2 separate regions of the Homo sapiens genome follow, and region 2 is linked to region 1. A link is a contact called in ENCODE Hi-C or POLR2A ChIA-PET data. All regions are on one chromosome and are shown on one strand. The core of a region is the stretch at or near the end of the contact, and the rest is flanking DNA. Distances in the headings are between cores, read along the strand shown.

Region 1 (3,006 bases), core at 171-2,670:
CCTGGGCAACAGAGCGAGACCCTGCCTCAAAAACCAAAAACAAAACAAATTCATGACTTCACGGTGTCTGTAGTTCAGGAATTCAGAAACGGCTTCCCCGGGATCCTGTGGACCAGGCCGTGGTTGTTAGGTGTCGGTTTCTCACCCTGCAGCTGCTTGAGTGTCCTCACAACATGGCGGCTGGCATCCCGGGGAGCAAGAGGCCCAAACAGCAAGGCCAAAGCCACCGTGTCTTCTCTGACCACTCCTGGGAAGCCCCACCCCAGCACAGGCCCTGTCAATGCAGGAAGGGCTATGGGAGGGCACAGACATGGGGAGGTAGGACCTCGGGCCCACCTGGAGGCTGGCAGCCACCCTTGACTTAATGCTGCAGTGAGGATGAAATGAGCCAATGCCAGTGCCTGGCACATGGGGGAGTTTTCTCACCACTGGGCACCCCCAGCTTCTCCTCGGGAGACTTGCAGGGGCCTAAACTCATCCATATTCACTTCCAAGAAGTGGGCTCCGTGAAGCCTTGCCGAGCCGGGGAAGCAGCGACGGAGGGTGCCTAGGTGTGATGGAGGGTGCCTAGGTGTGATGGAGGGGGCCTGGGTGTGGTGGAGGGGGACCTTGTTCAGGGGCCAGGGGGCACTCACCTTCATGGTGCTGGAAGCCCCCAGGGACAGTGAGCCTGGCTTTCACCCTCCTGAAGAGTCCCCCCCCCAAAAAAGACATTGGCCAACCCAGCTCCCAGGCTTTCACTCTCCTGGTCCCCGCCAAAAAAAGACATCGGCCCACCCGGCTCCCAGGTGGGAGAGGGACCTGATCCACCTCCGGGGCCAGCCTGCCAGGGACCTGGCCTTACCACGACTGCCCTCAGCGTCCTCAGCTGTGAAGTGGGGCTGATTTGCCTACACTCCAGGGAAATCAGGAATAGAGAGAGTGAGTTAATCCATGGAGAGGGCTGGGAACAGCGCTGGGCACAGGAAGCACCAGGAAATCGACTCCCCCACCAGGCTGTGGCCCTCACTCACACGCCCCCCTCCCTCCACGCCTGGCCGCCGGCCTTGGGTGCAGGGAACACACCCACCCCAGCTCCGTGGTTGTGGGCGGCCCGGCCAGGCCCTGCTTAGGTTCTGGGGTGCACTGCAGGGGTGCACAGCAGGAGTGCGCTGCGGTGGATCAGGGCCGTGGAGGGCCCAGCCTGGGGCTGACCTGACCAGAGCCCAGGGGAGCCGGGGTCCCTGGAGGAGGGCGCCCCTGGTCCAGGGGCTGCAGAGGAATCTGAGGCGGCTTCCAGGAGGAGGTGGCATTTGAATCCAGCCTTGAAAGACAGCAGCAGCTGTCCCAGGCCTGGAATTTCCTCTTCCCATGCAGCCAGGCCCCACCCCTCTTATCTGCCTCCTCGGGGAGCTGGATCCCAGGGACCTTCCCGAGAAGGGCAGCCCAGCCTGGCCCCACCCCACCCCAAGGCCGCAGGCTGTGTCACCCGCCTGGAATGCACTTTCCAGTCCTCCCCTCCCTCCCCCATGCCAGCCCTTCACTTCCTGACCCAGCCGGCCAGGCCAGCCCCCAGGCCTCAGAAAATCTGGGGGCCCCCCCGGGCCTGTCACCCCAGAAAGGTGGGGGGAAGGGGGCACCCCCTAGACAGGAGGAAGGAGCTCCTGAGAGTCTCACCTTACAACCTCCCCATGGGGACAGCAAGCCCTCAGTGTCCCCTCCTAGGCCCCCAAGGAAGCCAGACTTGCTGAGAGGAACACAACTCACACATCCCCCCAGGGCCCCCACTTCCTCACCAACCCAATGGGGGCTCTAGGGGCGTCAGCATCCTGCGGTTTCTTAAAGACGCTGGCGACCCTCCTTCACTCCGGTGGCTCCTCCAAGCCTCTCTACAGCCCAACTGGACAGATGGGCATGGCCCCAAGGTGTTTCGAGCCAGCCAGAGTCCAGAGCTGGGGTCCCCTCTCGGGCACAGTTGCCCGCCCTACCCTTTCCTTCCCCATCCCTCAGACTGGTAGGGTCCCAGGAGCCGGCCTGGAGGTCAGACCAGGAATGCCCAGAAGCCAGTGGAGTCAGCAGGGCTCTGAGCATTCCCCACACGGGACCCTGCCTGCCACATAGGACCCCGCCTGCCACACAGTCACCTCCCCAGGCCCTGAGCTCAGAGCAGTTGCCCTCTGTCGCCTGCACAGGGGGTCCTGTCTGCCTCCCCTGGACTTGGAAGGACCCTTCCAGCTGGCGGGGGGCTCCCGTTTGGGGACAAGTGCCTCAGCTACGCCGGTGGAGCCTTGGTGAGGAACCCCTGTGCCCCCACTCACTGCGGGCAGAGGCACCACCTCTGGGGGCCGGTGTGAAGCCAGACTCCTAGCCAGCCCTGCAGCCTGTCCCAGGGGCCAGTAGAACCGGGAGGGGGCCGGGTGTGTAACTGCCTCCTGAGGCCGGCGAGTAGATTCCTGAGGCTCAGGGCGGTGCCCTCCTCTACCTGCCCACACACTCCAAGGGAGCTTCAGTCCCCACCTGCCAGCTGGAACAGGGGCTCCCTGAGGGCCCGAGTCCCCAACGCTAACACAGGAGGCACCAGGGAGCGTCTGCGGAATTAAACCAACACTCTGTGTGCACGTCACACGTTTAGCGGACACAGGCCCAGGCTCCCTACACTGGGGTCCCCGCCCCTGCTCTCCGGCGTTCCGAGCCTAGACGTGGAGGTGAACAGACACGTGGCCTCCTGCGCCGGGGGTGGGGTGGGGTGGGGTGGGGTGGGGTGGGGTGGGGTGGGGTGGGTGGTGAGGGGGTGTGCAGGGCTGCCTGGATGCACTCGGCCTAACGGCCCGGGAAGAGCCTGGGGCCTGAGAATTCCAGCCACCACCACCCCAGGGGTGCCGCCCACTGCTCACAGGGCCACCCACACCTCTAGCCACCTCATCGGGCCTCCAGGCGGCTGCCCTGTGTGGTGTGGGGGGACTCCCAGAGGGAGTGAGCCCGCCCTCCTAGGAGAAGCCTGGCCAGGTTCCAGTGGGGTGGTGGCCC
Region 2 (3,006 bases), core at 129-2,628, 130 kb after region 1:
AACCTTCCCTTCGCCTGGCCTCTCTCCACAGACCCCCATCCCCAGCCAGCTGGTGAATTCCTCACACCCGCTGGCAGGCGACGGGGCTATTTTTAGTGACCAGGGCTCAAGAATGGAGCCATGCCAGGACCCATGGCGTCCGTCGGAATGTGAAAGCTGGTGCATCCCTCCTTCTGGTCGCTATGTGGTCCCCGACACAGCACAGTGGCCAGTGCTGCACCAGGGCTTAGCCTCAGGCCTGCATGAACACAGCCTCTGCCCTGGCACCCTCCATCTGAAGGACAGCCCCATTCCCTGCCCGGGGCAGTGGGCCTTCCTGCACCTTCTCTGGGCCTCGGGTCCCCATCCACATACTGGGTGCTGGAGGCAGAGGCCACGTGCAGCATCTCAGCCCCCAGGTCTGCAGGGGCTTGTCAGTGACAACAAAACGTGAACTGGCTAGGGGTCAGAAGATGTGGTACCGGAGACCACACACCACCAAATTCCACAAGTTTCAAAATGTTACAGCAGCTGCTGGGTGTGGTGGCTCATGCCTGCAATCCCAACACTATGGGAGGCTGAGGCCAGAGGATCGCTTGAGCCCAGGAGGCTCAAGTCCAGCCTGGGCAACACAGCGAGACTCTGTCTCTACAAAAACTAAAAAAAAAAAATAGCTGGGTGTGGTGGTGCACGCCTGTGGCCCCAGCTAGTCGGGAGGCTGAGGCAGGAGGATCACTTGAGCCCAGGAAGTCGAGGCTGCAGTGAGCCAAGATCGTGCCACTACACTCCAGCCTGAGCAACGGAGCAAGACTGTGTCTCAAAAAAACAAAAACAAAAATCTCAGGGCACCAAACAGCCAGGACCACAGGCAAGATCCACGCAGGCCACGATCACCTGGGGGAAGTGGTAAGAAAGACCTGAGGTTCTTCTCTCCACTCACAAATCAGACAAAGCAAGAGGGCTTGTTGTCACTGTGGTATTAGATAGCGCCAGCCCTGGAGACCCTTTGAAACAGGCTCCACGGAGAGCTGCAACTGCCCCGCAGCTCCAGGCGCAGGCCACGAGACTTGTTATTAGCTGGAAAACGCTAGGCGTGTGGAAAATGACTGTTCTCTTAAAAAGGTTGTTGTCTTTTCCCGGCAGGTTAATGAGCTGTGTGTGCATTCACGGTGGGCAAGTCAGCCCCAAGCAGCCACATCCCAGCCAGGTCAAAGTCCCAGCTTCTACTCCAAGCTGGGTGGCCCGACGCAGCCTGCTTAACCTCTCTCTGCCTCCCCTGCCAAACGGCAGCCTCGGGGGCCACGGGGGAGCTCTAGAAAGACAACATGCCCGAGGCCCATGGCCCAGGGACTGGCCATTGCATACATCATCTGATGCAAGCTTCAAACCCCAGGCTTCAGCCTCCGTTGAATTCAGCTTCTAAAGCCTCCCGGGCTCACGTGGCCCCTGATTTGCTAACCTCAAGGTCTCCTCTGCTGAGATCCAGCTGGGCTTTCTGCAAATGGAAATCAAATTCTTTGCATGTTCAAGCCATTAAGCATCTCCTCGGATGAGGCCCTGCATTTTCCAAAATGCTAATTTTGTTTTTTTAATGTTGCCCGAAAGGGAAGCAGAAAGTCCCAAAGCCCAAGCCAGAATGGGGAGAGGGGGCCGTGAAGGCTCAGAGAAGCCAGGAGACAGCTCCCTTCAGCTGCCCGTGAATTCGGCAGAAGGGCTTGTTTTTCCCATCACCTGAGGATCCGAGCCAGTTTGTGGAAAAACAGACTGCAGAGATACGCGGGTGGGAGGAAGAGAAACAGCGACAGATAACAGACAGCTGCGCAGGCCAGCGGTGCTGCTCAAGCCAGAGGCCTGTTTTAATTAAAGCAGCAGAGAGCTGGAGCCACTGCCAGGAAGGCCGCCTCAAGGGTGAGGTGCCCTCGCCTGTGCCCGTCTGGCAGCTCCAGTAATGAGGTCCCCGCCGGAGGCCCAACGCACAACACAAACACGCACGGTGCCACCCAATTATCACGTTTCTCGGCTCCCAGGAGCTCAGCGATGCTCCCCCTACAGGCGCCCTAATCAGGGAAAGCCGGGAAGGGACCGGGATAGAACCCAAGGGCCTCCACCTCACTCCCCAAGGCCTGGGACACACGCTCCAGGGACAGCCTTCATGGTCCTGGCACATCAGAGAGCTCCGGAACATGCGGGGCTGCTTCCCTGGGACACACGCTCCAGGGACAGCCTTCATGGTCCTGGCACATCAGAGAGCTCCGGAGCACGCGGGGCTGCTTCCTGAGGCTGCTGAGGTCCCTGGCCGAGGCGTAACTGCCCCGGGCACCCCAGGTAGGATGCGGAATCTGCTTCGCTCCAATAGCTGACACAAGGTGAGAAGGCTGCACCTACCACCACCCTGGGGCCTGCCCTGGGAGCTACTCAACTCTGCAGAGGGGCTGTGCAGGTGCCGTCCCAGGGGATAAGGACACCCCACTCCAGCCCCAGCTGGACAATTGCTGTGTGGGTCAGTGCAACAGGCCAAGGCCCCCTCTCACTGGGTCTCAGAGCTCTGTTCAGTACAGTGAGGTGGGGACAAGGTGGCCTCCTAGGGATCTTCCTGCTGACTGTGGGTGCTGGGAGGCCCGGAGCGGCCTATTCACCAACTCAGGCCCAGGGTGGAGCAGAGAATGACTCAAGGCTACCCCAGCCTCTTTCTCAGACCAAGTACTGAGTGGGGCCTGACTGCGGGGTCTGTCTGGATAGCCGGGCCAGCCTCCAAGGGGCAAGGCACCATCCAGAAGAAGTACCTTCATGGACTCCACTGCCACACAGCCAAAGGGCCACAGAAAGATGGTGATGACAATGACCACAACAGTGATGATGATGGCGGTGATGATGATGATGGTGATGATAAAGATGATGATGGCAATGGTGGTGATGAGGATGGTGGTGGTGATGGTGATGATGATAATGATGGTGATGATGACAGTGATGATGGTGATGGTGGGGATGGTGATGATGATGGTGGTGATAACGATGATGATGGCAATG

Evidence for each region. A loop is a pair of places that touch in the nucleus more often than their neighbours do. ChIA-PET counts read pairs that join two places held with the same protein, here RNA polymerase II (POLR2A). Pooled maps may share reads with other maps.
Region 2: a map of IMR-90 shows a loop between it and region 1 (3-fold over the local background). The contact joins two enhancer-like sites. A Hi-C loop is called at or near these places in 10 of 168 maps with a recorded cell type or tissue (IMR-90, Right ventricle myocardium inferior, cardiac septum and 5 more) and 9 of 50 pooled maps. POLR2A ChIA-PET finds 5 or more read pairs at or near these places in 2 of 52 experiments (Caco-2 and T-cell).

Annotation. Positions count from the first base shown.
Region 1 is chr7:536,976-539,981 of GRCh38, forward strand. No RefSeq gene overlaps it. Among named protein-coding and RNA genes, the nearest start is that of PDGFA-DT, 18 kb to the left of the region's middle. RefSeq lists enhancers at 1,687-2,630, 2,631-3,006. Within about 2 kb of position 1,421, at least 18 of the 41 ENCODE cell types and tissues checked have a DNase peak (open chromatin) inside an H3K27ac peak, as active enhancers do.
Region 2 is chr7:664,116-667,121 of GRCh38, forward strand. All of the region lies in intron 4 of PRKAR1B (protein kinase cAMP-dependent type I regulatory subunit beta), which reads right to left. Among named protein-coding and RNA genes, the nearest start is that of DNAAF5, 61 kb to the right of the region's middle. Within about 2 kb of position 1,379, at least 12 of the 41 ENCODE cell types and tissues checked have a DNase peak (open chromatin) inside an H3K27ac peak, as active enhancers do.